Linked DNA regions of Homo sapiens: regions 2 and 3 are each linked to region 1. Evidence: read pairs that join two places in POLR2A ChIA-PET (ENCODE). Cell type or tissue: HepG2. All regions are shown on one strand. Links, peaks and the distances in the headings refer to the core of each region. The heading gives the core; the rest is flanking DNA. Region 1 overlaps PROX1 (prospero homeobox 1). Region 2 has its middle 340 kb from the start of RPS6KC1. Region 3 overlaps PROX1-AS1 (PROX1 antisense RNA 1).

The links. ChIA-PET counts read pairs that join two places held together with the same protein. Peaks named below come from ENCODE experiments on the same cell type or tissue, not always from the same donor. Only the 100,000 strongest peaks of a DNase experiment are listed, where the experiment ranks them.
Region 2: POLR2A ChIA-PET joins it to region 1 with 8 read pairs; 2 of 35 experiments call an interaction of 5 or more read pairs at or near these places.
Region 3: POLR2A ChIA-PET joins it to region 1 with 6 read pairs; 6 of 35 experiments call an interaction of 5 or more read pairs at or near these places.

What each region holds. Positions count from the first base shown.
Region 1 is chr1:214,022,507-214,033,097 of GRCh38, forward strand. All of the region lies in intron 4 of PROX1 (prospero homeobox 1), which reads left to right. Among named protein-coding and RNA genes, the nearest start is that of PROX1, 40 kb to the left of the region's middle. RefSeq lists an enhancer at 7,472-8,367. In HepG2, for the core only: no CTCF peak of the experiment used is centred there; DNase peaks (open chromatin) are centred at 4,785, 5,195, 5,555 and 6,585.
Region 2 is chr1:213,389,775-213,400,365 of GRCh38, forward strand. It overlaps a transcript of RPS6KC1 not described here. Among named protein-coding and RNA genes, the nearest start is that of RPS6KC1, 340 kb to the left of the region's middle. RefSeq lists enhancers at 9,457-9,993, 9,994-10,529. In HepG2, for the core only: no CTCF peak of the experiment used is centred there; DNase peaks (open chromatin) are centred at 4,377 and 8,067.
Region 3 is chr1:213,972,143-213,982,733 of GRCh38, forward strand. All of the region lies in intron 1 of PROX1-AS1 (PROX1 antisense RNA 1), which reads right to left. Among named protein-coding and RNA genes, the nearest start is that of PROX1-AS1, 8.7 kb to the right of the region's middle. In HepG2, for the core only: no CTCF peak of the experiment used is centred there; DNase peaks (open chromatin) are centred at 4,959 and 5,566.

The DNA.
Region 1 (10,591 bases), core at 1,811-9,810:
GTAAAACTGGTTTTCACAAGAGCAAGTGTTCCTGCTCTGAATGTGGCTGAAAAGGCGACACTAGCCTGGAACAGCTCCAGGACTCTGGGGTCATCCGTTCCAGATGAGAAGGACACGATGAGATGCTGGGGGTGGTGGAAGGAGCACTGGCCTGGAGGGTCTGGCTCTGGCCATACCTGCCTCATTGTGGTCTACTGTGCTCACCTTTTGGAAAGTGATAAGATTAAATTCAAGAGTTTCATTCTAGCTCTGAAATTTTGTGACTCTAGAGTAGAGGGGCAGTTTCATTCTAGCTCTGAAATTTTGTGACTCTAGAATAGAGGGGTATTCTGCATTCTCTAAATAAAGTCTCTTTTGAGTCTTGGTCATGTTGCAAAGCTTTAAGCAGTGAGTATAGAGGCCCTGGGAATCCAGATGGCTTCCATGTGAGGCCCCTTCTACCCTGGTGACTCTGCTGCAGCTTAATTATCTCAGTCAAAATCTCCAGGGTGCCCATTTTCGTTTTCTCCCAAGGCCCTATTTGCAGATCTGAATCTCAACAGTGCCCTTGGAGACATGGCAATTCCCTTACTGGGATTATAGAGACTAATTTTTCAAATTCATACACAATTTATTGACTGAATTGGCACTATCATTAGACTTGCTGCTCACTTTATTTGTTGCCTTGGCCAGGGTGGCCAAACAATGAGGAAATTTGTCAGTGAAGCCCTCATGCCATTGGGTTTTCTCACACATTCCATGCAGGCCTCAACACAGACTATCAGCATTTATAATATGCATTAACTTCTATATAATGTACGTCTCCTCTCTTTCAGAGCAGAATTGGCTATGTTTTTTTTTTTATTCTTTTATTTTTTTATTTTTTTGAGACACAGAGTGTTGCACTGTTGCCTAAGCTGGAGTACAGTGGCATGATTTCAGCTCACCACAACCTCCACCTCTCGGGCTCCAGCGATTCTCCTGCCTCAGCCTCCCAAGTAGCTGGGATTACAGGTGTGCATCACTATGCCCAGCCAGAATTGGCAGTTTTAGATGATATAACTACCTTCCCTACTAAGCCTACTTGGTAGTGTTTGCAAAAGCAACACCACCCTTTTCTTTAAATATTCCCCAAATGATAGTAATATAGATCATGAAAGTCTTTTCCCTTGAGATTGTTTTGTATGTGTGAGAGTTTGTGGTTGGGAGGTATTGAGTCCTCATACAAGCCATTTGGATATGTATTCTTCATATTTCTTATGGCTATTGCACCTAAGTTCTGTTTTCTTAAGGCTACATTAACATTTTAAATTAGAATATGGTGCTAAAAGTGACTTTCAGTAAAAGGTAATGTATTCCCTGAGAACAAGTAAATACTTGGGCAGGGAGGGATGGTTTGAGTAGAGGTGAAAACAGAGAAATGATGGGAAGCTGACCATATGTAGAAGAAGCTGAAAGGTCATGGTTTCAAGGCCACTGTGTTTCCTTTCATTTAGAGCATCCACTTTTAAAGATTTATCATTTTCAGTGACCTGAAGGCGTACAAGATAATCTGTGTAGATACCTGAAACTGCCTTTCAACAAGGCCAGTCCTAGGTATTGACAGCATCCTAGGTTGTCCCACCCTAAACATTACCTCAAGTCCCATTGGGTAGGAGTCTAGTGGACTTCCAAAAGCCCCCGAGTTCATTCTGCAATCTGCCTGTCTTTGCAATCTATTTACCTGTCTTGAAAAAGGGATTCCAAAGCCCTTCACAAGCTCTTAAGTAGCATTTGAAATACAGCCCATCCTTAGTTTTGCAAAGGGTGATTGCAGAGAAAGACAAATAGAATTCCCTGGAAATACAGAATAGAATTTCTCTGACAGAACAAAGATCTTGCAGTCAAAACCAAGGGATGGGATTGAGGCCAATAATCCCCATCCTTTCCTAAAGCAACTCGGATATTATTTGGGGTGTCATAAGCTATTGCCAGCAGAGTGCCAGCATCCCCCATGAACTTGTGTTCTCTGAAGCTCTGTCTGATTTCCTACCATCTGTATCACAAGCGCTTTCTTTGGTGTTTACTATGAGCAATCCCTTTCTCATCACAACCTGCCTGAACCCCACTTCCTAACAGCTTCTCCCTAGGCTCCTTACTCACATTGCTCCATCAATAGCAATACAGGGCACACAGACTAGTTTTAATATTAGCCTAGGCAAAGCTTAATTATGAAGGTAAAGCTGTGGCAGAAAACAATCACGTAATACATTCTCGAACGAAACAGGAGTAACTGTGGATTATCTGTGCCCCAGCTTCCCTTCATGCAATATTGGAGTGTTTGTGCTATGTTGTTTTTGGATAATGTCCCATCCAAGAATGGCACCAAGCTTGGCCCTGCTTCTTTTACCACCTCACCCAGTAATTGTAGCAAAAGTTAAACTTCAAGGGCTGTCAGCTTGTCTTGAACTCAGACACCAATGGCACCAAATTTACGGGGCTGACTTAAAGGGGAATTTGTTAACACTACAAAGTGACTGGTATATGATTGCAGGGCTTATTTTTCCACCTAAGTATTGAGCTGATTTGTCAGATGTGTCATGAAGCAGGGATACATTCCTCTGTTTAGCACATTTAAATATGTACTGGCAGGAAAGCTCCCAATTAAACGTTCCTAATCAGAGCAGGGTAAGACTGAAGTCTTCCTGGTCCTTGACCACCACGTGTGTGGTTTATTAACTCTGTTCCCGTAGACATAGGCAGCCTTAACTCCATCGGGGGAATGGTCTGGCCTTACAGGTCGAATTCAAGTGAATCAATCGAACTATCCTCCAAGATAGAGCAGAATGAAAGACCCAGGATCAGTGCAGAATGAAAGACCATTAGGCCTCTAGAAAAGCTGTTAGCCCTCAAGTTTGGCTAAAAGCAGGGGCTGGCAAAGTATGGCCTATGGGCAGAGCTGCCCCTCAATCTGTTTTTATGGCTTCAAGCTAAGAATGACTTAAATTTTTAAACAGTTGTAAAAAATAAGGAGAATATCCAACCTAGACCAAATATGGCCCACAGAGCCTATGTATTTATTACCTGGCCCTTTACTGGCAAATTTTGCTGACCACCGGCTGAAGGTTTTTTCTCTTCTGTGGGACATGAACTCTCTGAGATTCCTTCTAGTTCTGAAGTTCCAAAATTCTGTGATTCCTTTTTTTTTTTTTTTTTGAGATGGAGTCTCACTCTGTCACCCAGGCTGGAGTGCAGTGGCATGATCTCAGCTCACTGCAACCTCCGCCTCTTGGGTTCAAGCAATTCTCTGCCTCAGCCTCCTGAATAGCTGGGATTGCGGGCGCCAGCCACCACGCCCGGCTAATTTTTTTGTATTTCTAGTAGAGACGGGGTTTCACCATCTTGGCCAGGTTGGTATTGAACTCCTGACCTCATGATTCACCCGCCTCAGCCTCCCAAAGTGCTGGGATTACAGGCGTGAGCCACCGCACCCGGCCAATTCCATGAGTCTTTGATGGAATAGTCTTGGTCCAGCTCTTACCTGAACAGCCTACCAGATGAGCAATTTCTGCACAGTGCTTCCAGTTGTTTTTAAGATCTTAACAGTATCTGTGTAGTATCTCAGGGGGAGAGAATGAGGTATTAGGTTTTAGTTTTTGATGCTTTTTCCTTGATTTTGCTTGCATATTTGTTTGTTTGTTTAAACTTGGAATCACTTTTTAAGACCTATGCAGAGTTTGGGAGAGAAGGAAAATTTGCTTCATCGCGACCAATAATGTGACAATTATGTTTCCTAACACGTATAATACCAAGACCTCCATGTGTGAGCAAATAAACTAGCCACTTAAAGCACGTTCACTGACCAAATTTCAGCCCCACGAAATAATTTTGACAGTCTCTCATAGACATTTGTCATTCTGCTCCTAGCAAGCTAGTACTATCTTCTACTGGGGCTATGGAAGAGATGGTTTTACTTACCTTGATCTCTACATGCAGAATTGCCAATGGAATACTTACATAATTTAAAATGTATGCACAATTTATTAAACGTAGAATAGAAGATGTTAAGACATCCTTTTCTATTACCTGAAAGTCACAATTATTCGAAATGCTCAAATCTAGAACATTGTTGATAATTATATAATATTTTAACAACACATATGTTATCAACATCATAATGCTGTAGAAATTTTATTGTGAATTTTGTATTTTCTAAATACTCTTAAAAGACAAAGACTCAAATTCAGGTAGAAAAACAAAGAAGATACTCAGGGTGTATCTCTGCCCTTCATTCATTGCTGTGGTCAGAGAAGTCTGTGTGAGGGGTTTGGCCGGTAGCAGCCCCCCAGATCCGTACACTGCAGACCAAAATTCAGCTCCTGTGATGCTTTTCCATGGAGTTTCCCTGTCAATTCAAGGTAGATCCTCAACCTCCCTCCTTGGCAGTTTGCATGTGACTGTTCATTCTTTTTATTACATTTCCTCCAGGGGGCCATTTTCACCATGTCATATCTGTTTGCTATCAGCATTTATAAGGGCTGGTGTGGCATTGGAGGATGTCAAGTGGTCTGACTTGGAAGTGTACTGCCACAAACTCCATGTAGGTGACAGGAGGAGAGACCTGCTTTCCCGTTGCCACTTTTTGGATTATCCCTGCAACTCTTTCCGTCTGGCTGACAAAAACCTTGGGGCTATTGGGTGGCTCATCACTTCTGCTCCTTCTCTAGCCTTTCCCTGGGTTTGCTTCCCCCAACCCCCACACCCCCTCGCACATTAACATGACATTGCCTGGTGAGCACAGAAGAGAGCAGCTTCCACCAGCTGAAACCTCTGATCTCAAACTCACTAGAGAGTTTGGCTTCGGGATTTTGGCAAGAAGGCCGATTGCCCATCAGGTCAGCATGAATAAAGATTTCTTTCTTCCCTTCTTTTTTAAAGTCAAGCATCAACCGAAACTGCTCCCAAAGCTCTGTCTCTCAAGACAATTTAACCCCTTTCACCTAAGTACATTTTCTATTTTGAATGCATGGTACTTTGTTTTATTCTTTTCCTGTGAGATGACCAAGAAATCTACTATATGTAAAATTTGAAAGCCAAGTCAATTCTAAACCAGGCTTATCATTTTTAAAGTATGTTTATCCAGCTTTGTAGTAGGAACAAGCAGACTGTTTGAAGGCCACATACTTTTCAAACCCTGGTTGCAACACGTCTGCCCCGTTTTGAAACTGTCTTTATCTAGCCGAGAAAACGAAAATCTATTTGACAAAGTGGCACTCTGGCCAGTTTATCTTGCAATATGGCTTTAGCTCACTGAGTCTATTGATTTCCTTAAATTAATGTTTACAGAATGCTACTGAATTTTGCTCAACAGAACATTGTTCTTTCGAAGCTTTATATATATATATATATAAAAGAGATACAGACTGTTATTGCCATGTGTTCCTTTGTTTAGACCAAGGAAACATAGTTTTTAGGTTTTTTTTTTTCTTAAGACAGCCTTGAACTATAGCCACTTCCTACAAGCATTTACTTTTCACATATTTAAACAGCAAAACATGTAACTAGAAAGTGGGCCCAAACTGCATGGGTATTAGACGAATCTAATCCTCAGTGTTCCTGAAAGCTGAATGCCACCTGGAGCATCAGAGGGAGAAAGCCTTTAGTCCTAAGCCCAGATGTTGCTGGAGAACCTTCCTCTGCCTCATTTGGGGTAACTCGGCAGGCACCCGAAAGCAACTTCACAGCCAGTGCTCCTGGATCCTGCTAGTTTTTCCAAACACAAGCATCCTAATAAAATTCAAACACCATTTAGCTGTTTGGGAACTCTAAATATAACATCTTGCCCTTTGACCACGGTGCTCAGTGTTCAATACACAAAACCTAATCTCTAAAGATGATTTTAAAACTGACCTTCCCAGAGAAGTACACGTATCCATTCAGCTACGAACAGTGCAGAAAACAGGATTTTGACTCATAATTATGAAATGGCCAAAATAAAACTTAGGGAACACAAAGCAACTTTTCTCAACCGGTTGACTCAGCCAACAAACTCACCCAAGCGAACCTCCTCAGAGCACCTCTCAAAACGATGCTTTGCAGACATTTATTAATCACAGTGAATGCTTCCCAGGAATTAGGGCTCCTCTTTAAAATCTCAAACTTGTAAACCACCTTATATTTGGATGATATTTTATGCTTCCCAAAGTGCATTCATGTTTTCTTTTCCATTTGATCCTCCCCTGGAATGAGAGGGCACTGGAATAGAATCTCAGGATTCACTGTGTATAGCATCCTGCACCATTCCTTCTCTTCTGGAGGGCCTGTTAGTCCCCGGCTGTACACACAGGATAAATGCATGCATGACTGCAAAGGGAGACCCTTAGTAACCACATCTTGTGACCATATTTTACAGCTCCATGATTCCTCTTTTCAGCCTCTGGCAGGAGAGTTTAGTGTGAGTGAGACAGTGAAGAGGAGCAGCAATAACGTATCTGTTCTTGGCTTTTCATCTGATAATCTCTATGAGGAGTTACTAAAGCATCTGAGTTTATCCATTTAAGTCCACTCTGTCTGCAGTGTAAGTCCCCAGCTTGTGCCACTGCTGTCAGGAGATGAGTCTCTCCTTGATCGATATTTACTTAACAAACAGCAGGGATGGGAGAGTTTGTTTAGAGGAATCATGTGCACTCTAGGGTGAATGAATGCTCGGGAAAGTACTTCAACTATTTGTCTCCTTCCCTAAGATTTTTGTGTACGTGTGTGTGCACACACGTGTGCAGATGCCCATTCTCTTTTTAACTTCTCCAAAGACACTTCGAAGTCATCTAGAAAAATACCTCGCTATGTATGATTGGTACATCATTATACCGTTAAGGAGCTAATGATGCAGATGCAGTTTTTCTAACCCAGCAAAGTTTGGTTCTTCTTTTGTGCTCTTATATAGAGCACAAAAGAGACTCTTAGGATAAACTAAATGCACAAGCATCTACCTTTGACCCCTTTCAGATGAGTGGAAGGGAAGAAAATACGGATGGAAACAATAAAAGCAGTTTGACAAGGCAGCTCTTCACTATGTATTTTTGATGGCATTACCTATATATTTTTAAAGGCCCACAGGGACAAAAAGTAACTTTCTCCAATTTTTCAGAGCTGCTTCAGCATTAGATATATTTAACTCTACTACTGTATATGAATTCCACGGTGTGAAAATTGAGAGAGCACTGTTCTTTCGAGTTCCCTGAAACAATTGCTTGAAGGCTCAAGTCAGCCTCTTGAATGCAGTTGACTTGGAGGCATCTGGGGCTAGATCGAGGGGTTTTGTTTCTGGGTGTGGGGAGAGGCTGGGGGGTGGCTGGGGAGTTATTTATTTATTTGATTTTGTGAATCGGAGTTGTAAAAGCCATCTGAAATATTCATGCAGAATAGTCTGAGAAGCCCGTTTCTGTTTTATTTACCGCACAGTAGAACAGCCACAGCGGATTAGTTCTACAATACCCGTAACAAAAGCCCAACAGCTGATGCATGTGATGTTAGGAGGTGACAAAACAGTTAAAGTATGCTGCTGGCTACAGGCAAGCAGTCAGCAGATGCAGACAAAAGGGTTTGTGACAAGAATAACTCTCTCTCCAAGGCGAGCAGTGAAGAGTATCCAAAATACCAGTACCCTTTTCTCCTTGACATTGTCTTCTTACAGTCAGCATTTTATTGCCCTTTTATAGTATAAAAAAAAATGGAGGAGGAAGAAGAAGGAAAACCCACACACAAACTAATTCACCAAAATACTAGGCAGGATTGTACTTTCCCATTCGCTAGCCATGCCTGCCAGTACACGTGTCCTTTTCCATTTCTCCATCGAAGCAAGTTTGAAAAAAAAAATTAGCTTAAAAGATCAGCTATAAAGATGATTTCCCTTGAAAAGTTTGTAATCTATTGATAGGCTTGATAGGCCATTGGAGCCTTTGGTTACGGGTTGGGGGGTGGGTGGCCAGGGAAAGAAGTCGATGCCTGGTTTGTTTTCTGTCCATTTCAGTGAAGATCATTTCAGTGATGAAATGAGGCCAGAGGGCCAATTTTTAAAGGGGATTGAGGAGGGAGGAGTGTCCATGGAGAACTGAGCAAGGGGCAAGGTTTAGGTCCCCCGCAAGAGGCTGATGAATGAGCTTACGGACGGTTCAGAGGTGTGAAAAATGAGCTTCTCTGTCTCCAGAAAATAGGAGAGGCTGTCTTCTTTTTAACCTTTGTAATTCCCCTTCTATTCTCTGTGACATTCATTCAGCTGCCAAGAGCGTTTGGCAAGGTTTGGGCCAGCGAGCACACTTCCAGTGACCGCTAACCTTGGTATGTCCTGACACTTATGATGAGTATCTGCAGGACACAGAAGGCAGGCAGCCTGCTATGTCAGGCTTTTATTATGTACTGCAGAGGCTAGGGACAGTCAGTTTAATAAAACAAATCATCCTTGAAGGTAAAGCAACTGGGAAGAGGAGGAAGACAGGAGAAAAATGTGTCTTTGCCACTCATTCCGATGGAAAAAAAAAAGAACAGCAAAACAACCACCCACCCAACACACCGTGTGTGTGTGTGTGTGTGTGTGTGTGTGTGTGCGCGCGCGCGCATTCGCGCACGCACACACACGCGCAACCCAGCTGTGGACTGGGCAGACTTGAAAACCTCCTCTCATTTTCTGCATTTCATGGAAGCCCAGAAGGCTCTTGTTTGCTCTGAGGAGACTCAAGTCTGTGATGAAATTGGTAGAAGCTGATAGCCAACCCCCTTCAAATTTATGCATATCTTCAAGTACCTCATTACTTTATATTCTTCTCCAAATATCAAGGCAAGACCATCTGGGGTGACGTTCCTATATTGGGATGCCTTTTTATCAAAACAAAGTTTCCACTCTCCTCTCCTGAGGAACGCTGGGCAAAGCAGCTCCCACAATAGCCTCAGAGTTCCAGCCAAAGACTTTGGAAGCCTTTTGTTTTTTCCCTGTGGCATGTCCAAAGGCAGGGCCTTCTCCCCTCCTCCGCCCGCCCTCCCCAGCCGCCTGCATTGTCTTGCATTCCAGTGACTTGATTGACTGTTACCACCTGATGCTGAGGAGATACTCTAGGGTTCATTCTGCAGATTGTTGGGTTCTATTAAAAGAAACCTAGATAAGGGATTACTTGTCACTAAGGGATTTTCTGCAGATGTTTATTGGTGATGGGAAAGCCATTAGGTGTGAAGAGGTGCAGAAAAATATGGACAACATCATTCTGATAAGACTGGTTTCTAAGATGCTCCCACAAAACATCAGAAAGTACCCCCTATTATTCTGTTAAATGGAGCTGGGTGTTTTCAAGCAGAGGTAAAGGTCTCTTTTTCCATGGGTGATGTTTCTATGTGTGGATGAAATTCACTGGAACCCTCTCAGAAGATCAGTTGCTACCCAAAAGTGTACCTCTGGGAGCCACCAAACACATGAGTTGCTCCAGTAGTTCAGTATCTCATTACAACTTTCTTTTGTCCAGTCCAGTCCATTGCATGAGTATCACCTCAAAGTAAGCACTATATTAACTAATCATTTTATTTGTTCACAAAGAATTCATTTCTTCCCAAATATAAACCAATAACCAAAGTCTCCTCCAGGGCATCTTTTATACCATTTCCATTTATTTTGAAGTTACTAGATTCTCTGTGGTTTTTCAAGATTACAGAGGCACAGCTTTTCAAGGTTTTGGTGCCTCATATAAATAGTAGAAATTGCTGAAAAAGCATTAAAAGGGAGCCAGCATCGTTTAATGCAAAGACACCTTACCTCACAGTAATCTCTTCATCTCATCATTTCTTCATCTCATACAATCTCATGCTTTCTTCATCTATAAAGTGATGATTTCTGAGATCTATTCGAACTCTTTGAATTCTACCTTACTTTACCATTATTTTAAACTTCTTTTTTTTTTTTTATTTTTGAGATGGGGTCTCACTGTCACCCAGGCTGTAGTGCAATGGTGCAACCTCAGCTCACTGCAACCTCCGCCACCTGGGCTCAAGCCATCCTCTCACCTCCACCTCCCAGTAGCTGGGACCACAGGCATGTGCCACCACACCCAGCTAATTTTTTTGCATTTTTGGTAGAGACGGGGTTTCATCATGTTGCTCAGGCTGAAGCTTCCCTTTATTAAGTATTGTTAAAGTATTAAGTAACTGCCACTCTAGAGCAATATGGAGTAAAGCAGAAGGCAAGATCTCACTATGAGCTATTTACCAAATAACTTTGCAAAAGATACTCTGCTGAGGCTCCTTATCTAGAGACACCTTATGATGAGGTAATTGAAAGTACATAAAAGTAGATAAAAAGTTAAACAGCATCAAGACACAAATGCAAAAGGTGATAAAGGATAACCTATGATTGCCACCACAAGAAAGGAATATTTAAAACAGATTAAAACCCACTAAAAACCATTAACAAGCATGACGAACTATAAAAATGATGAAGAGGAGACTGCATACAACCCCCAAAGAAGTTGCCTTGTTCTCATGCAAATCCTACAACTACACTTCCCTCCCTCCCCTGCTGCTGATGTTCTAGATGTACCTCTTCTCTCTCCTCTGACAGTCTTGAACAATGCCTGCCCTTCCCCTGTCCCTGGTT
Region 2 (10,591 bases), core at 965-8,964, 630 kb before region 1:
ACAGAGGCACCCGAGCAAAGGGCAATCTGGGTTTATCTCCTGCTCTTCATCTCAGCCCTGAATCTGGGGTGTTCTTTAGGGTTTTTTTTCATCCCAGGAAATTGTAATACACAGAGCATGCTTCTTCGCTAAATGTAATTACCAGTGGCCCTGTGTTTATGGATGAGGCATGGTGGAAAGTAATAGAAAATGATTATTTTTCGTACTGAAGGCCTTCTTTATTAGTGGTGCGGTAGGGACGTCAGCTGCCTTCTCTGAATGGCAATGCAATGTTTTGCTTTCCCCAGCAAGATAAACGATCTTATTTGTTGATGTTTGCTGCTTGAGATGACATTTATGTGAAATAAAAGGGACCAAATTAATAATAAAAAAAATGATTAGCCAGACACAAATGAAAAATGTACATCTCTCCCCCACCCCAGTTAAGTTGTTTGTATTTACATGCTATTCACAAATAATGGCAAAATGCCCAATAGTTGGATGGCGAGGGTTTTTTCTTTTACAATCATATGGCTTGATTCCGTTTTCCAGATCTTGTCTGAGAGCTGCTATTTGAAATAAAAATGTTTGCATCCATTTCCTCATTAATCCTTCCGTTGTAATACAACCTGCTGCAGAGAAATGGCAAAACAGATGCAACAATGAAAATTAAAAGGGATGGACACTTATCTGGGGCTATAAAAGCTGCTAACCATGTAGGCACGAGAGAGGCTTTTGGACAGAAAATATGGCAAATGATAGAAACAATCATCGGACTAAGAGTTTGCTATTTGCAAAACTCTGGTGGGACATTTCTCTGCTTGTAACGGCTGGAGGATCACTTCTGAGTTTAGTGCACACCAGAGAGAGTGTGTGTCTGCTTTGCCTTGAGGCCTGTCTTCAATATTTGGTGCATCTACCCATCTGGTTTCTCATTGGGCTGAAATTTTCTCGACACAAACAAGCACTTTGCAAAGGATCTATAGACCTCGTGTTTTGAGGGCTCTATATTTTTGCCTGGAAATATTGCTTCCTGCCCTCCTGGGAATTACAGACCTAGAGCAAAGCTGGATTGACCTTGATCTTTATTTTGCAGCCAAATATATTATGTTCTGGGGAGGCAAAGGGTTTTATAGCATGTGTGGGGGTGAGGGGCCATAATTCCATACTTCTCAAACAACTGGATACAGAGGAAAAAGAAGGTCCAAGTGCACTTTTTTGGGTATATGTGATACCGATGTATATGATTCTAGTTTTTTTTCCCCCCATCTAATTGTCTGATGTTACCTCAAGCTTATACTCACCTCCTGAATTCACTGGGATTTGGGGTCATATGGAGATTCAGTAGTTTTGTGCATACTTACCGAGCATCACCTGTTTGCAGTCTAGGAGTAACAGAGGGAAACAGAGAAAGGCAGAAATGTGATCTTTGCCTTGAACAGCTTAAAAACTTCCTGGTAGAGACTGGACTGGAATAATTAAATACACAGAAAGACAAACAGCCAACGAGGGCCATGCATGTGGGAGTTGATGAGTGAGACGTGAGATGAGAGCATGGCTCTTGGGGGAGGTTGATTGTGGCTACATCTCCCCATGCAGTGCTGAGAGCAAGAGACCAGTACAACTTGCTGATGGATTGATCAGACCCTGACAAGTAAACTAAACAAGCAGAGGAGATGGAAGTCCGTGCATGTGGAACATTTGTTAAATGTGTCAGACCTTGGGTGACTAGCTTCTGGTTTGATTGACACATTGGAATAATTTTTTGGTCAGGGTGGGTGTACAGTTCAGACCTGTCTGGTAGGCCTAGTAGAGGAATACAGGTGGTAAAGAGGCTCTGGACATGGATCAAGTCTTGGCTCTGCCACTTACTGTTCAAACATCTTTGGCTTTAATCTTTTAGTGCCTCAGTTTTCAAATCTGTGAAATAGGTAGAATCATAGCACCTATTTTGTAATTTCACCCTAGGGATTAAATGACAGAATATATCACAGTGCCTAGCACCAAACCAAGTATGTGACCAAAAATGTTCATGCAAAGAATTATTTTTATTCTATATATCTTTTATCTTCATTTCTGCTTCTATTCCTGTCTGAGATGCAGGGCCAAATATGTGTTAATTGTCCTTAGGATCATCCTTGACAAGGAAGATACTTGTCTTTTCAGTAAAAGGGAGGCCCGCTTCCTATGATGTAGCTGAGGGCAGGAAGCTGGGCTGCATGACCTCTCATAGTTACTCTTAGCAATTTGGTTTTTGAATTTTTTGAATTCTTCTGCTTCAAAAGCCTTAGCAGGGCTTGGCCATAGGGGAGTTGTGCCTTTTGGTGAATTGGTAGGCAGGGAAGTGGTTAATTAGGCACAGCCCCCAGTACAGAAAAAGTCCCACCCATGATGTAGTTGGGAATCTGGTTCTGTTGAATCATTACACGTAGATTTTTAAAAATTTTATCAGCAGAACCGATGGTCTGCTTCTGGTGCTGTTGAAACTCACCACCACTATGCACGCAGCACTGCTCATGAACAGCTGCTGAAGAGTGTGAGTAGGGAAGGCAGGAGAAATAGTAACACAGCACCTACAGCCCGGTCTCAACTGGTAGAGGCTGGCAAACAGTGGCAGCAAAAGCACCAGGGTGGCACGATACAAGCAGAGATGGATTGGCAGGTGGGAGGAGGAGGGTCAGGGCTGGGGATACTGCTGTACTGCTTTTGTCAAGTAAAACTTAAGGGTAGATTACAGGAAAAGGAACAGAGTAATCCTTATTCCCAACTTAGATGTCAACATTATCTTGTCACACATGGAATTACAGCTTCCAAAATGTGGATGGGCATCAACTCATGAACTTCTCAAGAACAAAAGCCACATCTTATGCATCTTTGTATTTATTTCAATGCCACTTGCCTTCCCTGGCCCAGAGTTTGCTCCTGCTATATGTGATTAAATGCTTGACTATGTGAGTACTGCACATGTGTAGTGTGCCAAGGAAAACTGCTCCCACAAACTGACATTATCTTGCTGAGTTTGGATGCAATACCAACGCATGCATCTTCCAGAGCCTGGAGGAAAATTCAGGAATTCTGATTTAACTGATATTTATTTGGTCAGTTAAATCATTTCCAGAGCAAGTTTCTGTACCTAAAGTGCGGATGTTGGTGTATGAGAGGGCTAGCTGGCTCTTTCTTTTCATTTCTGGAAAGAGAAATATGTGTGAAATTCAACGACATCTGCTGAAATTCAAACATATTTTTATTTATTCATGGCCATGATCAGGGCAGAACCTCTAATTTCAACCAATAATTAGACTTGACAATAGATGTGGAAATAAAACATTTTTGCTGAATTCACTTGTCATTCCTCCCTGCTGTAGCTGGTGTAACCCAGATGTCAGCTGTCCCTTATTTTTCTCTTCGAGTGTCCCCTCCCTCAACCCCCTCATACTAATGCATTAGTGAGCCTCATGGCATTTACTGAGGGTCTCATGGGAGAGACACAAGAGAGGGCTGACATTGCATACTTCACAGTCACCCACTTAAATATCTCTTGGGATCCAAAAACAGTTTCTTGGAGGTATTGGTGCTGCCATTCCACCAAGAATCCCTTTTTCTTTCTCTTTTGGTCCACCCGGATCAATAGGTTTTAACCCTGTGTCTTTTCTCCCTTCACTCCGAAGTTCAAATTCCTCCCCTTGCTGTTATGGAGTTTTTAATCTCACTCTTAATGTATCACCATCCTGCATGCTGCTGCTCACAGGCAATTTAAAGACCTTCTGAGCAAAAAAGACCAACTATCTTTTTTTGACTTGACTAGCATTCCTTCTGGAAGGACTTGGATAATCGCCATTTTCCACGCTGATGATCCAAGCATTTGTTTATGCTTTTTGCTATTTGGTCCTTGAAATGACTATGAGATTGTCATATCTGCAGAAAGTCCTTGCTAGCCTTTTCCCTAAGGCTTCAGGGGAATGGTGAGGCAGGAGCCAGAAGGTAGGAAATGGGGAATGAATGGGATTGAGTAAGGGCAGACAATGGTTTCAGGAAGTTTGCTTGTGAAAGGGAGGAGAAGGAGGAGGACCTGGGAGTGGGATGGAAGGTCAAGAGAAGCTTGCTTAATAAAAATGGAAGATCTCAAGGCATGTTCAAACACTGATGGGGAGGAGTAAGGAGAGAGGGAGAGGCTGAGGATTAATCTCTGAGAAGGGCGAGGGCATGTGATTTAGAGCACCAGCGCAGGGATTAGCCACAGCCGAAGACAGATGTAATGGAAGGGAGGCCAAGGGACATGGAGCCGTGGACAGGTTGGCTGTGAGGCTGAGGAGGATGAAGGGGTGTACGGAGGAGGCTGGGTGACCTCATGGCAGCTTAGCTGAGTGCAGAGTCCGAAGTTCTGTCCTGGAAGGGGCAATACAGTTGGCTGTTGTCATTGCTGTTTACCATGTGGATTCCTGGAGCCTGCCTGAAAACCTGGTCTGCGAGCTCCCTGTGAACTAGCATCTTTTCCAGGGGTTTTCTGGATCCAGCTCATGCTCGTGCCAATGATTAAATCTTTAGAGAAATTTGCAAGCCAGGTATTAAACCATTAGTAGTTTGAAATCGGCCATGGCGAGGGAGTATTTATACTACAGAAATTGGAAATGGCAGCAAACTAGGGCCTTCCCACTGTGAATGCACCCCTCACACCCCCCTACCCCTCACCCCACCTCCACTGCCAGCCTCGGAATGCTGGTTGCTAGACCTTCAGCCACTCAGCACTGCTTTCAACTCTTGCTCCTTACCTCCCTCGGTTTGGTGCACTGCTCTACGCCTTATAGAGTGCATGTGATGGCTTTGCTCTTCTGTGCCTCAGCTTCCTCCTCTATCCCCAGGTCTTTGCAGCCTGGGAAGTCAGGTGGAAATGGGCCATGCCTGCAGCAGAGCATGGTCTCTGAGAGGTGTTGGATGAACATCACAGGGGGAATGGCTGTATTGGGGTGTTCGTGGGTGCTTTTCTGGAAGAAATTCTCCTCTGTGGATATGCTCTTACTCTCTCCACGCACTCGCAAGTCTAGGAAGCTTTAGCTTGTTTTCTTTCTGTACTTGCATATTGGAGGAAGAGGGATTTTCCCTGCCCTTCCCAGCTCCACGAACTGCACACACAGAAGGAAACAGTGCAGCTGCCCCTCATGCTGAGGCTCAGGGCACCATCAGTGCAGTGGCACTGTGGAACTTATTGACAGAGGGCTGGCGTGGGCTTCTAGAAACAGCTCTGTTCTTCCCAGTTCTCTAGCAGAGCGGCTGTGCCCTTTCCCACCCTCCTTCCCCTGCCGCAGCTTCCCACACCTGCTCTTGCCCTGGCTGCCATTGGCCAATAGCAGGTGTTGGGAACCCGGAACATGGAATGTCATGGGTCTGTAGTCCAGGGAGGATGGTGGAGGAATCCCAGCTTTAGAGCCCCACAGATCTGGGATTGAGTTTGGGCTCTGGTGGGTGATTTCCTGGTATTCTTGGGCAAGGTATTAAATATCCAGCTGCAGGGTTCTCCTCTGTGTAATGAAAGATTAGATGTGATCATGTTTGTAAAGAGTCTGGCGCACGGTAGGATCTCAAAGAGTGTTGGGTGAAGGGTCAGTGGGGAAGATTAATTATGAATTCAATATTGCATTTCTTCAGGAAACCTTCCTGGACTGCTGCTACTCTCCCCTACTCACTAGTCACTTGACACCTCTGACAGTGCCCCTTGTCCATCTGCTTCATTGCATGCTGACACTCAAGGCTTAACACTTTTTATGGTATAAGAAACTGGGCAGGCAGTGAGCTGGGAGCAAGAGTTAAAAGCAGTGATTTTCTGCTAACTGTCTAACAACCAGCATCCCAGGGGGAAAAAGGCCCCAGTTTGTAGCCATTGCCAATTTCTGTAGTGTAAATACTCTCTCACCATGTCTGATTTCAAGCTACTAATGGTTTAATACCTGGCTTACAAACTTTCTAAAGATTTAATAATTGGCACGAGCCTGAGCTGGATCCAGAAAAGCCCTGGAAAAGACACTTGTTCACAGGGAGCTCGCAGACCAGGTTTGTGGGCGGGCTGCAGGAAAACACATGGTAAATAGCAGTGACAACCAACACTCAAACATTTCAGAGTAGTTACAAGGCAGCACAAGGCAGTGCGAAGAATCCATTTACATTGGATGGTATTCCATAAAAGGAAGGCTCCGAACGGAGTCTGGGCTGGCATTTCAGATGTGAAAGGATTCGGGATTCGATAGAGGGCAGGTAGATGTTTAAGAGGAGAGAAATGGCATTGGCAAAGGCTTGAAGGTGAAATCCGAAGAGTCAGGCTTAGGGGAGGGATGGGAATAGCATGGAGAAAGACCATGCAGTGAGTTGGAGGCTTAGATCTTGGACTCTTCAGCCTGAGAAAGGCAGTTTTGAATGTTGGTTGCATCACTGATATCTAGGAAGTTTATCACCTCTCTGGGCCTCTGTTCCCTAGTGCCGTCAAGGGGAGATGCAATCTACCCTTTAGTGATGTTGCGAGGATTAAATGAGATAATGATGCCAGAATGTGGGCATGGTGGTGTCTGGAGTCAGTGAGGGCTCCGTGAAGGGTGGCTGCTACTACTGCCACCTGCCCAGTCTCTCCCTCTCTAGGCTTCAGTGTCCCTAAGACCAGAGACTGCATCTTCCATTTCTTTCTTCTTCATGCCTGGCACAGGGTGTGGCACATTTTGGGTGTCCACATACTCTGACTGAGGACCCATCTCTGGGCTGAGGCTGGACCACCGAACACGTGTGGACGGCCTCCCCTCCTTGCCCTTCCCTGTACTAGTGTCAGGGGGCAGCTTTGAAAGCTTTGGGTTCACTACCTTCTTTTGTGTGGTGGAGCCTGTTACCTCGAGAGTTCCAGAGAGGCTGCTGCCCCTTGAGCCCCTTCCTTGTCTGTACATGCTCTCCTCTGTGCAGCAGTGTTAGGGAAGGGGTTGCTGTGTGGACCTCCTTTTGTTTGTTCCATACGCGTTTGTGGCGCTCCTGCACCTGGCACTGTGCTCATCGCTGGGAAGCAAGAGGAATAAGGCACAGACATCCCTCAGGGTCTCAGCTGATAGTGGGGTGGGGCCTCAGTTATAAAGTAGTGTTTACCTGCTGTGATGGAGGTGTGCATCCATGCCATGGCCAACGTAGGCACAGGCTCCACGATGGCCAGGGTGTTGGGTGAGCTCATGGGTCTTGCCAGGGTCTCCTTCCTCTCTTTGTAGAGGCTTCCATAAAGCCCTTTCTAAATTCTCAAAACATAAGTCCTTTAAAGAAAATCCATGTGTAAAATCTATCTACATCTTTTGGGAAAGATCTACTAAAAGTGCCCAACACATCGAATAAGATATTGATGCTACTAAATGGTTGAGAATTCTTATGGTACAGCAGGTTCCCCCGTCCCACATCGTGGCTCATTCTACTGCATATAAGCACGTGGAAGCCCATTGCTCAGGCGACCCAACTCTGACATCAGTTAGCGTTTGGCAGAAGACTACCCTTACTCTTTCTTCTCCTTTCTCCTGCTTTTCTTATGTTTTGTCCCATTCTGCTTTCTTTTTTAAAAAAATTCTTCTCCCCACAAACCTTCAAAGGACTCTCTTGGCACCACTCAGCCCCCAGTGGTTCTTAGGGTTAAAGAAATTGTTCATTCCTAGTTAAAATTTTTTTTGCACTGTTTTCAGCCTGTAGAAGAAAGTGTTGGTTCCAATTTGCCAGTAGCTTGCATTCCACCAAGAAGAAGGATCTGTCAGCACCAAGGGTGGTCCTGAAAGGATGGGGAATCTGGGGTGTGAGGGGTGCTGAGGCTAGCTCAAGAGTCAGGAACACATACACACACACACACACACACACACACACACACACACACAGACACTTTGAGTTAGGGCAATCAGAATCCCGGAAGGCTAGCAGATGATCTGAAATGCTGGAGGTCAAGGCAAAATGGTAGAGAAGAAACCCAAAAGACATTTTAAAAGCAAATGGACTCAAGCTTCAAAGAGCTAGGCAGGAGAGCTACTCATGGGTAATTAGAGCCAATGGGGTCAGGTTAGGGGCAGGAGAGGACACCGTTTGGAACGTACACTCTGGGAAGCCTTTCATACCAGGCTATTCCGATCCCAACAAAGCTTCCTCTGTTTGCCGCTGGAGTGAATCTGCTCAGGCCGTGGAGACAGAAGGGCCTGGGCAGTGCTAGGCTGAAGGGGACACATGGTTGGAACACAATGACAAAATTGACAGGGGTGCAGAGAAACTTTAATCAGCTTTGACCGTCTTTTTTTCTTTCTTTTTTGAGATGGAGTCTTGCTCTGTCACCCAGGCTGGAGTGCAGTGGTGCGATCTCGGCTCACTGAAACCTCCACCTCCTGGGTTCAAGCGATTCTTCTGCCTCAGCCTCCTGAGTAGCTGGGACTACAGGCACTCACCACCACACCTGGCCTTTTTTTTTTTTTTTTTTTTTGTATTTTTAGTAGAGACAGGGTTTCACCATTTTGCCCAGGCTGGTCTTGAACTCCTGATGTCAGGCAATCTGCCTGCCTTCGGCCTCCCAAAGTGCTAGGATTACAGGTGTGAGCCACCGTGCCTGGCCTCATCAGCTTTGACTTTCATTTTGGACCCTCTTTTCAGGTCAGTGGGTGACTGAACATTTTTTATAGTAACCTGCCATGCTTCAAACAGAAATATGGCACCACCTATCTATCTCATGGTGGTGAGGACAGGCTCTTTGGCCTGTGTTTTCATTCACGGGAATGGGTTTTGCTGAGCCTGTCACACTTCCTTTTCACCTAGGTTGTGACCCCAGATGCATGTTTGCCATGCTGGACTCAAAGGACTTCCTTTATTTATTTATTTTACTTTTGACATTGCAATTTGTGTAATTATTCATGTTTTCTCTTTTTCCTTGGAAGCTCAGAACCAAATTGCAGTGCATGTCTTAAAATGCACCTATTAGGCATCATTTTATTTATAATTCACCCTTGGCTTTATCCTATTTTTTTCACCTATATTTTCTTTAATTTCCTCACTTATTTTTCCTAATCTCTCTGTGTATATAATCCTCCTCAGTTCTTTGAGACATTAGACTTAGAGTTACATAAAAGTCATCCCCATAATATTCTGCCTCTACACTGAATAAATGTCCATTTAGAGTCTATAGGATGGCTTGCAAATCAATGCATGAAATCTCAACAAACAACCTTGGGCCCTAAGGGTTATATATGGCTATACATTAAATAAAAGACAAGTGCCTGTCCTCAAGGAGATTCTAATCCCAAGACATAGACAAAACATATAGATTTAAGTTAACAGGACTGTTTAGCTACAAAATTATAGAGGCATTATCAAGGGAAAGGCTTCACTTAATTCTTCATTCATCCAAGAAATATTACTGAGTACAGACTATGCATGAAGCCCTGGTTATGCCCTATGCAGCAATGTTGAGCAAGATATAGTCCCTGCCTTCCAGGAGTTCTACTTAGCAGGGAAACAAGTAAGAAGGCAATTACAATACGTGTAATAAAGCCATTGGTCCACACAGGCAGGATGCAACTCAGTCCTGGGAGGGAGTGGACTGGAGCAGCTTTCTGGAGGAGATGACTTGTAAGACTGAGCTAGCAGACAAGTGTAGAGTTGAGTAGATCCTTGGCCTCTTCCAGAAAGATGTGAGCCTTGGCTGTTGTGCCTTGAGTGAGTCCAGCAGTCTTTCCTTACCTACCACGGATGGATTCTTGCTTTACTTAAGGAGGTGAATGTTGACTCCAAAACTGCTTAAACTCCCTGACTTCTCTGCTTGAGGGCAGTATGGCTTTCCCTAGCTACACTGAGAGCTTCTTCTTAAAAGATATCCAGACCTCGAACTGACAGCACACGGGCCAATGGGTGCATGAAGCCGCCCACCCTCTCCTCCCCCGCACCAGACCATCCTGCTCTTTCAGTCCCAGGAGCTGAGCTAACTGCCTGGTGCCCACTGCTGTAGAAGCCCGGCGATGAATGGCAGGCACTAAGATGTCCATCGCTGTGGGAAGAAGGGAGCTGGGGCGGGCCAAGATGGCAGATGGCTTGGAGTGGCATGCTGTTTTCAGGCCCTCTACCTTTGTAGCCTGTGCCATTTGAAGCTGCCGGTTACTGTTTTTAGCTTGGCTTGACAAGAGAGCTTTTGTTGTCACTCAGGAATGCAGGGTATTTTTAGCGAAGAGATTCTGCTTCAGGCATGGGCATTGTGTTCTTCCAATTACAGGCATGGCCGAGGAGGGCTGGGCGCCGAATCACTTGAAAGATCAGCAGGCTCAGCTGAGAAATTCATAGAAAAAAGAGGTGGGCGGGGCTGCATAACCAGAACCCTCGGGTCTTGTGCGATTTATTTTATTTTATTTTTATTTTAATCTTGTCTCCTTGTTCCTCCTCAGAACTGACTGCTCAGGTGACATGGAGGTAGATCCCAGGAAGGAAGGAAGGGAGAGCAGGAAAGAAATTGCCTGGGGGTTGAAGAGCTACCGAAGAGAAACTACCCAGCCACGAAACCACATTTATTGAGCTCGACCATAAGAGAACAGGTGGTAGTGAAATGAAAATTGTAACTTTTCTCTTGAACTTGAAATCAATTTGTAGT
Region 3 (10,591 bases), core at 1,898-9,897, 50 kb before region 1:
AACTTTAGCAGAGAATCGAGGTGGATAATTCATATTAGATACAGAATTAATGCACAGACTACATTTTCCCAGATGTAATTAAGGAACTTGGGGAGAAAGAAGCACAATTATATAATCCAGTTAGCCCTATTCACATCTCTTTTACTCCTTCAGGTCTACTGGCACCAATGTGATTCTCACTCAGCAAATATTTGTCAGGCACTTTCCAGATACAGGGCACCGTGCTAGGTAATGGGAATTCTACACAGAACAACCTTCTCTCTGAACATCCTCAACTCATCTTCAGTCCTCTCTGTGCCCTTACCCAGCTTGGCTTTTCTCCAAAGTATTTATCACTACCTAACATCATATCATATCTGTATTTGTTTTTTATTCATTGCATCACTTACTAAAATACTAGTTCCATGAAGCAGGGACTTTGACTGTCTTCCTGTGTGGTGTACCCAACATTTAGGCCACATTAAGAGCTCGAAGAATGCTGTTGAATAAATAAGGCTTATGTCCAAAGAGACTATTCATTTCCATTAGAGAAAGTAGAATAAAATAAAACTATAGTTATGAGCATGTATAATTAGGGTTTCTAACCTAGGAAATGAGGGAGGTCTTTCCTGAACAAATGGCTTTTAAGTTGGACCCTGAATAATGAGGAAGAGCTTGTCTAGAGAGGGGGTTAGGAGGCCTTTCAAGGAGAGGCACCAGCATGTATAATGGTATTTGTGGGGTTGAAATAAAGGGGAAAAGACCAGTGATGTGGAATCATGGTGAGGAAAGGGGGAGTCAAGAGATGAGGCAGAAGCCATGGACAAGAGCCAGATTATCCAAAATCTTGTAGGACACGTTCAAAATTGTAGACTTACTCCAAGAGCAATATGGAGAGTTTTAAGCAGTGATATGACCAAAGTTCTTAATTCATGAATCTCTCTGCCAAGCACAAAAGGAAGCATTTTCATGTAAGCATTCTGAAATTGGGCATGAGAAGCTGCTGGAATATTTCAGAACATACAGAAGTAGAAAAACTTAACCATATTTATTGAGTATCAGCCAGAAGCACCTGATTATAATAGGCAATGTGGGGAGGGTGGTGACCACAAAAAGTTGGCAGCCTTTGTTCCTGAAGAGAATGTAGTCTAGCCAGCCCACTACCAAAAGGCAATACACACCCATGGAAAAGTTAGAGGAAACCAAGAAACCACAGATGAACTGACTCACTGTCTCTTTCCTGACTGCCTGAAGGCCATTACTGCCACAAAAGGCCCTTCCTAGTGTGGCAGGACACTTTGCTGCCTCTGCCTCCACCAGGCCTCTCCTGGTTTTCTGAATTCCAGCAGCAAGAGGCCACCCCAGGCCCCCCAAACATGGGACAGATATCCCCCATGCCATTGCACGAGCTGCCCGTCACTCTATCCCTCTTCACGCTCACGGTTGGTCTCCTGCCCAGGACCTAGGAGAACATGACACGTGCCAGGTGCCCAAAAAGTATTTGTTGAATAAATCTTAGGGATTGAGCTAAAATGTCACCCTTATTCCACCTTTCTAGTACACACTTCCTGAGTGCCTGCTTTGTGCTAGGCACAGTGTTGAGGCCTTTCCATGCATTCTCATTTCATCTTCACAACAATCTCATAAGGCAGATATTGTTACTATCCCCCATGTACAGACAAGACAAGCAAACTAAGGCTCAGAGAGGTACAGGGGCTTGCTTAAGAGTTCTCTTACCTTGCAACAGGGACATAAACCCACTTCTGCTCCTCTCCTAAGCCCCCAGTGTGACTAATTACTTGCTTATGTTCACCTCCTTCTTGAAGGCTTCACTGATACACCAAACTACCATGAAGACAAGCCTCCGGACTCCTAAAGTATTTTGTGCCAATGTGTGTCCATAGCCATCCTACCTAATTTCTTCCTGGCACTGTTAGTGTCTCTGGTGGGTCTTGGTATCATCAGTGTTGAGTACAGTATTTGGCCCTTGGTAGAAGTGTAAATTAATATTTTTCAAAGAATAAGTGAATAAAGAAATCAGCTCAAGGCAATCTAATATAAACTCTAAATGTGCCCTTTAAGAAAACTAATAAAGAAAACTTTTTTTTTAGACAGTCTCCCTCTGTGGCCCAGGCTGGAGTGCAGTGGCTGGAGTGCAGTGGCATGATCTCAGCTCACTGCAACCTCTGCCTCCCAAGTTCAAGCAATTCTTCTGCTTCAGCCTCCTGAGTAGCTGGGACTATAGGTGTGCACCACTACGCCAGGCTAATTTTTTTGTATTTTTAGTAGAGACAGGGTTTTACCATGTTGGCCAGGCTGGTCTCGAACTCCTGGCCTCAAGTGACCCACCCACCTCAGCCTCCCAAAGTGCTGGGATTACATATTATAGACGAAAACATTACAAGATTACATATACAAAGAAAATATACTATACATGAATCCAACAGATAGAGTATGATCATGCCCATTAACAAGAATTCTAGAGTCCTTATCCTTTCCCTTATCTCCACCCATTACAGTGTTCCTTTAAAGAATGGTTTATCTGGTAAATTGAATATTTGTTTTATTTTCAAAATTAAAGATGCCAAATTGTACCATTGCATAAAGGGAGAAAAGGGAATCATGAAGACATTTATAAGACTATTCATGAGTCATGGGTCTATGCACAAGCCTAGAGGACATGCAGTTGAGGAGCATGTAGGAAAGAAACTGTTCACTGCCAACTGTTCTCCTAAGAAGAATATGAGAGGTAATGCTTTTTAAACTTGAAATATACTTCTCGGGAATATGTAACACAGACATACAAAAGGTGAAATACTACAAACTAACCACTCTACAGAAATTGTCATCTCCCAGATGAGATTACTACACTAGACACAACATGTTTATTGGCTCACAAAAGACATGTCACCTAACAATTCATAGTAGGGAGTCTGAGGAAAATAACTCACCCATTGTGAAGTCAATGTTCAGATCAATATCCCTTGGGGAGAAAAATATTGCTCATTGATAGAGATTGATTTTTCTTTTCCTTAAGAAAACTCCTGAGGGGTAAACAATATTCTTTTTTTCATAGTGAATGTAACTAAACAAGGCAATGTCAAGGTCTACATTTTCCTAGCCTCATTAGCATGATACTCAAAAATCATGAGTGTAATTATACATGCCTTTTGACCTACTGAAAAATAGATACCAGTTCAATTTTTTTAAATTTCTTTTTAATATCCAAGCAATGGGACTTCAAAGACAACTTGATGTATGTTCTCTGCTTTACTAAACAGCACTATTATAAGTGAGATGCTTTTTGGTACTTTAAGACAATTTTAAAAATTATGTATAAACTAAAAAAAACTGGATCTTATATTTTTTAACCTATGAATTTTGAAAATGTTCTTCCTGCCTTCACCTTACTTTTCCACTCCCATTTGTGCCCCTAAACAATTAAAAAGCATACAGAAGCCTTGGATCTTACATTTTCCAAAGGCCTTCACAAAAGCAAGATGTTTTCATGGGCAGATGGAAAAGAAGGCTGAATGAATTCATTTTATATTTAGCATGTTGGTTCAGACTGGTGAATATTTAGATTTATTTACAAGTCTACAGTAGATTATAGTGTTCAATACATAGACTGTCTTCTTAGGCCACATGTGTGACCAAAAGAAATCTTGCCTTCTACCCTTTGAAACTCAAAAGTTGCATAAGAAAGGACAGATGGATGATTTGGGGAAAAAAGAAATGTCATTCAATTAATGTTTGTTGAAAAGGGTGTCACAGATCATTGGCAGAATTTCCACTCATTGGCAACTCCCCGAAGCAGCCAAAGATTAATTGAACACCCAGACTACTGGGTTCTATGAGGAGAGGAGAACAACAGTGTGTTGGTGATTACAGAGGCTGAGATGTGGAACCAACAGAAGTATAGCTGAATGAACCATCTTCCACATGCAGGAAGAGTGCCCCCACAGCCAAACGATCTTTGTTCTTTAGTCCTGGGATAGAGATGGATTCATATCATACCACACTCTTGTACTCTATTTCTCTTTCTAAAAGAATGTCTTTTTCAAGTGATTTAAACATAAGATTAGGAGCAAAGTTCATTGATTGTCATAGGGTCATGACCTACAACTTGACCTTAGGAAACACTTAAACCACACTGATTATACAGATTTTTCTCATCTAATGGTATAATATCTATAACTACATGCATCTGGTAACATACTAAATGCTGTCTAGAACAACAAAGCAAAGCAAACCAAAAGCCCACAATTTAAATTAAAAAAAAAAAAAGATCTAAGCCCACCTTCGTAAACATGTGCTTCTGTAAGAAGTTAAAAAAAAAAAAAAAGAAAGAAAAGGAAAAGAAAAAAGATCCACCAGAAGTACCAAAATCAAATATTTATTAGTCTTTTAATTTTCTACTTATTTGAAATTCAAAAATAATTTTCATGCTTTGATAGGAATGTGCGGTTGTTTATCATTTCAAAAGCACTTCTCCTTTTATCACGAATCGAAGAAGAACTAACATTGAGAAACAAGGAACCAGAATATTTAGAGATGCTGGGAATAAACTACAAACTAACATGGTCAAGGGAGAGAAAATATGATCCTCTCAGAAGAATAATGTAACAACAATCAGAGCACATCTGGGATTTGATTCAAACCAACCTGGAACCAGATTGGATCTCCAAGCTGTTCTGTGTATACACACACACACACACACACACACACACAGACACACACGCTGAGATTTCCAAAAGTGAAATTTCCAGAAGTTATCCTACAGAGTTAACCCCAGAAAGGACTTCACTGGCAGACACAGGCATAACTTTACTCCTTTTGTGATGACCCATGAGTGGGGTCTATGGCAGTCTGAATAGATGGGCCTTTCTGTTGAAAGATTCTGCCTAATCCTTCCCACCAAAGCAGGGTTCTAAAGGTGTCAGCAGGATTTGGCTGACTGGATCGTTAATGGAGCTATGGTTAATTATTGACTGATTAGGGATTTACCTTATCTTTCCGTCAGGAGCTGGCTCAAGACTTAACGGTAAGCAATTTAGAGCCAGGGTGAACCTACACACATGCCTTTTTCTTCTTTTCCTTTGGGTCACTTTAGCTTGCCCCTCCCCATAATTCACATTCAGGACAGAATGGCCAGTCCTTACAAGGCGTGGGAGTCCTCAAGAGCACCGAAAATGAGAGGGGCCAGGTCCACGTGACAAGTGTCCAGAGACAGAGGCTTAGAGAAATGTGCCTTTTGCAAAACAGTGTTTATGTGTAAAGGTTTTCCAGTTAAGTCCCTGGGAGAAAAAAAAAAAAAAGCACTTGCTTTTTGTCTCTAAAAGGTCTGGTGATGCCCGTGGGTGAGAATCCACCCCGCACTCCCCAAGGCCCCTTGGCAAAGCCAGGGAATGAGTACAGGCAGCTCAGGCCCAGCTGCCCCAGATAAGAGGTGGCCCGTGTTAATGCACAGGCTTCCTCTGCACCTCAGCAGGGCCTTCCTTTTCTAAACAGTCTCCCTTTAATGTTGGCGAATGTTGTTTTTCCATTGACTCAACATCTCGCCTGGTGGTAAGCCAGTGAGGAAAGTTGCAGCGGGGGAGGGGGAAAGTGGGAGAGAGTGATGCCAAAGCAAAAGAGCGGGACGGTCAGCCAGGTTTCCAAACAAGCTAGACACCTGCTTTGGAAAGACAGTGACCAAGCCTAGACTTCTGGCTTCCTCTTCACTTTGATCAGCCTTTTGTTCCCTGCGGGTCTGTGATGGGCTCCCTGCCCCTCCCCTCACCACTGCCCCCTTCACTGGGAGCTACTTCAACTTAGAAACCATCAAAAATTCATAGCTTTTCTCTATGAATGTAACTGTCTTATCTGAAGAAAAGGGAAAACAGTTATTGGAATGCATGAAAGAAGAGAAAGGAATTCTAAGGAAGAGAAGATGGAAGGAAAGTAAGTGAGAAGAGGAAAATTGGAGAGAAAAATAAAGAAAGGGGAAAAGAGAATAGAGGAATAGAAATTAAAGGCAAAAAGAAAAGAATAAAAGGATAGAACAAAAAATAAAGAAAAGGGAGGAGGGCAAAGGAGAAGGACGGCAGAAAAGTGAAATCCAAAAAGGGAGCTTTTCTCCCAGAAGCTCAGTTTCTCAAGCCACAGGACCGTTCCGGGGCTGAGTATGAAGAACAAGGGCTTCTCTGGGCTACCCCAGGTCAAGGGGCATTTTCAAAACCAAATCTTGATTAGAGCCAGCTAAATGTTTTGACTTGAAGGAGACACTGAGGATTATAAAGCAAAATAGAGCAGCATGAGTAAGAAAGAAACAGGAAAAGAAAGAAAATTTTTTTACAAAAACTCATGGGGACACAAAGGGAATGATAGAAAACACTTCTGAATCAGCTAGTCATCTACTAACAAGCTGTAAAGATCTCCAATGACAAGTTGTCACATTAGTTTAGTGAAACTGAAGCAGTACTTATCCCCTTTCCTGTGCTTAATCTCTCCCTGCGTGCCACAAAAACATGCTACCACGTTTAATAGGATTAGTTTCGTTCACTTTCTCCCCCCACCCCTTTTATTTTTTACAATTCTATTTTCAGCAATACAGGGATCCTTGAATTCATCGACTTCCTGTGGTGCACAGTAAACCTGGCATACATGATTTTTACCCTTTAAATACTTTATTTTGAATGTGAAAAATGTAATTTATTTCCTATCTTCCCCCCAATAGCCATAGCTTGGGGTGTGGGGGCAGGTGTTGATGGTAAAAGGGTCAAGACAAAAACAGGGTTATGGAAAAGGGCTGACACAGCCCAATCCCTGCAGAAGCTACTGCCCTAAGCGAAATTGCTCTAGCTCAGACTACAGGCAGACCCGGATTCCAATTCTGGCTGTGCCACTTACTGGCCTTGCGGCCTTGAGCAAGTGGTGAAGCCTTCCCCAGTCTCAGTTCCCTCATTCAAACATGGCGATAATTCATCTCTTGGCTGTTGGGAGAATTACGCATACTATACTTTATTTCCTCACTTCTAAGATTCACTTTTTCTCATATCTTATGTTCCTAAAATCAGTGTCTCACAATCCATTGTGCATTTAAGATCCTCGTATTTTCCTTTTCTCCTAAAGGCCATCTTTAAATGGTGTGTCTTATAATCTACGACATTTTGGAATCAAGAAACGGGAATTTTGGGGTGTAAAGCACCTGTCCCAGTCCTGAGGCGTAGCAGTGCTCAGCAAGTGCTGGGAGTATCCATCGCCGCCCATTTTCACTATGCCTGCTGACTCCTTGCCGCATTCCCACGGAAAGATCACTTTGGAATAGGAGAGAAGAAGGTGTTGACACTTTTGCCCCTCGTCCAGATCCTTCTAGACTAGAGTTTCTAATTGAGGTTTCCGAGATCTGCCTAAATCAAACACCGATCATAACTGCCCATATTGGGTCAGAACCAAAATCCTTCGGTCCACTCTGCTCCCTCAAAGGGTCACCAACTGTCGTGCTTAGCAGTGTCTTGCAAACAGTAATTATCCGATGAATTGAATTATTCTGTTTTCTTTGAGTCCACTTTGGGTTAAGCACCCCCTCCCGCTCTCCCCAGCACCGCCATCAGAAGATTAGCAATGGAGAGAGAAGGGGATGAACTCGCCTGATGGTGGTGGGAAAAGGACGGTGGGGCAGGGAACAGGGACCCAGAGGAGTGAAAGGAGCAGCAGGGCCTAGGGAGGGGACGGAGGAAGATGGAGCTGGGAGGAAGTAGGAAGCTAGCGTGAGGGGCGCTGTCGAGGCGCTGAAGGGGGGCACACACCGAGGCGCAGCCCGCACCCCCAGTAGGCTGAGAGGGCGCCGGGGACCCGCACTGAGAGTCAAGGCAGCCCCGCTTCCCTACCCATAGCGCCCCCCGGGAGATAGTCCGGGACGCAGGGCCCCCGAGGCTGCGGGTCCAAGTCTTTCAGCCAACCCGGGATTAGCGAGCCAGCCGCTTCAAAAGTCTAGGCGAGAGGAAGCCGAGACGCGTCGGCCTTCGCCGGGCTGGAGCCCCTGCCAGATTTAGCCTCCCGCCTGGCCTTTTCTCCGGCCTGCCCCTCCGCCCTTCAAACGACGCTTCCACACGCCCCCTCCCCGCCTGTTTCCCGGGCCTCCTCCGGGGAAACTGGCGCTCTTCGCCCACCCAACTCCCCTCCACCCACCTCCCCCGCGCCCCCAGTTCGAAGTTCCCCCGACAGAGCCCACCCACACTCGCTCCCCCAACTCCACTCCCTTGCCCCTCCCACACACACACAGCTACACACTACCCCTGTCCCGCCCATTCACACTCTGCAGACACACTTCCCCCAGCCCTCCCCATCCCGTTCTCCCCCAACTCACCCACCAACACCCTTTGCCTCTCGGCCTTTGCCCCCTGTCCACCTACAAGTGTAGGGAATAGAGCTCTTTCCACTAGGAGGGTGCTTGGGGAGGAGAAGCCAGAAGTTGCCATCCATTTTTGTACAGTTTGACCCCAAATATGTTTCTCTCTAGTTTTTGGGGGGCGCCCTTTGTTTTTGTCCCCTAAAGTTACGGACTTTTTCCACCTAGGAAACAGGGACAGAGAAAGTAGCCAGAGAGCAGGAACCTTCCACGCTTGCCCAAAGACCACGGACACCAGGAGGACAGGCATCTAGGGGTGATGCTTCCTCTTTCCCTCATTCAGAGAGTGCAGTGCCTTCACCCCGACCCCTGGGGTCCATTCACTAGGGGCTGGGCCCACCGACACCCCACGCTGGCAATCCCTTCTTTACTCCCCCCGCCCCCGGGAATCTACGATTACTTTATCTCAAGCCTTTTGAGGGTACCAGCAAAACACCTTTCTCGGGATGTTTAATAAGCTGCTCACAGGCCTCTGCAGTTGAAAAACTGTCAGCCCTCTTGAGCTGTTGTCTGCTGCTTCAGCCCGTTCCATTTCCTTGGCTTTCTTCCCCCCACTTCTGCAGTCACAGCCGAGCATGGCACCTTCCTGCCCAGCTTCCTTTCCCTTCTCACAGCTGTCCTTGGCTGTCTGTCCCCTAATCACCTTGGGGTATGCTTCTATTCATTGGTTTGAACATAACTTTATGAAAGTTTATATTTTAATTTACATGGATTTGGGGGAGGTTATTGAGTCAAACATGTAAAAACATATAACATATGATCTACATTTGCTTTTGTTTTACCTAGGAATGTTGTCTTTTTTTTTTTTCTCTCCTTCTTGTTGTTCCCTTTTGAAGAGAACTCTTTGTCCTGTGGTTTCATTGGTCTGACCAGCGGTTTCTTTAGGAGATGCTTGCCATCTATAAAACAGGGAGGGTGAACGGGCCAAAAAAAGGTGGGGGTGGGGTGGAGGAGGAAGTAGACTTCAGATTGGTAAATTCCCCCCTTTGCCAGTAGGCCTGATGGACAGTTCTAGGTCCAAAAGCACAGGGCCTAGCTTCCAAATGTGCCAATTCTGATTTATTTTATGGCCTAAAAGACGGGGGAGGGGAAAGCATGTAAAGGTGACAACTATGCATGAGCTAAAATGTGCATACACATACATATCCCATGACAGTCCAGCTGGCTTCACCAAAACGTTGGGGATAGGGACAGGTCCTTATAAGAATACATGTCAGCTCGAGTGTACACAGCACTCATTTGTGGGCAACATACCTTCCAAGTATTGAGCACTAGTCATGTGCTGAACAAGTTTAGTCGTGTAGAAGTCTCTCAATAAATCTATGATTTGGATATTATCCCCACTTCACAGATAAAAAGAACTGAGTCTCAAACAGATTAAGTAACACACTGAAGGTCACAGAGTCAGTAACAAACCAGCTGAGCAGTAATTAAAGACACAGGGTGACCCCCAGATTCCCAGGTCCTTCTTCTGATTACCTCACTGGGGTGGGCCCAGAAATCTTTATTTAAAACAACAACAACAACAACAACAACAACAACAAAACACCCCTTCGGTGATTCCGATGATTCGTCAGGTCTTCGGAAGCACCACTCCACATCAAACCATCCCGCTATTCCTGTCACCAGCCTTGCCTCCAAGCAGCCTACTCCACGTTGGACAAAACATTTAAAACATATTTAAATAGCAATTTCGAAAAACTATACAGCATATGGATTTTCCTTTTGATCTCAAAATGATGACAAACAGACACTTAGATACTTCATAAAAGAAATATTACCAGAAAAAATATAGAAATCTGGCTTTCAACTTCATCTTGCTCTAATTTAAACAAAATGCAACTTTCCAGTTACTCTCTCCAAATGCATCCAAACTGGGAGCGTCCTTCTCTTTTCGCTGCGTCAGGCAGGCACCTACTTATTTCTAGCCCACTCCTCACCCTGAATAAAAGCTTCTGGTAAGATGGACAATATGGAAAACTTCAGTCCTATCACCAAAGCCCCTGAAAATGGAGCACCCCCGAATTCACATCCTTGACGTGAAAGACCAAAGAGAGGGAAGCTGGGAGTAACGGCCAAACATCCTTAGAGTAATTGACAAAAGAAAGGGGGTGGGCAGAAAGGGAGATTTCCATCCCTTCAAACGTGCACGCCCCTCCCGCGGTCCCGGGAGGGAGTCCCCCCTCCCAGGTCGAGCGCGTCCACCGGCTGTCCCCACAG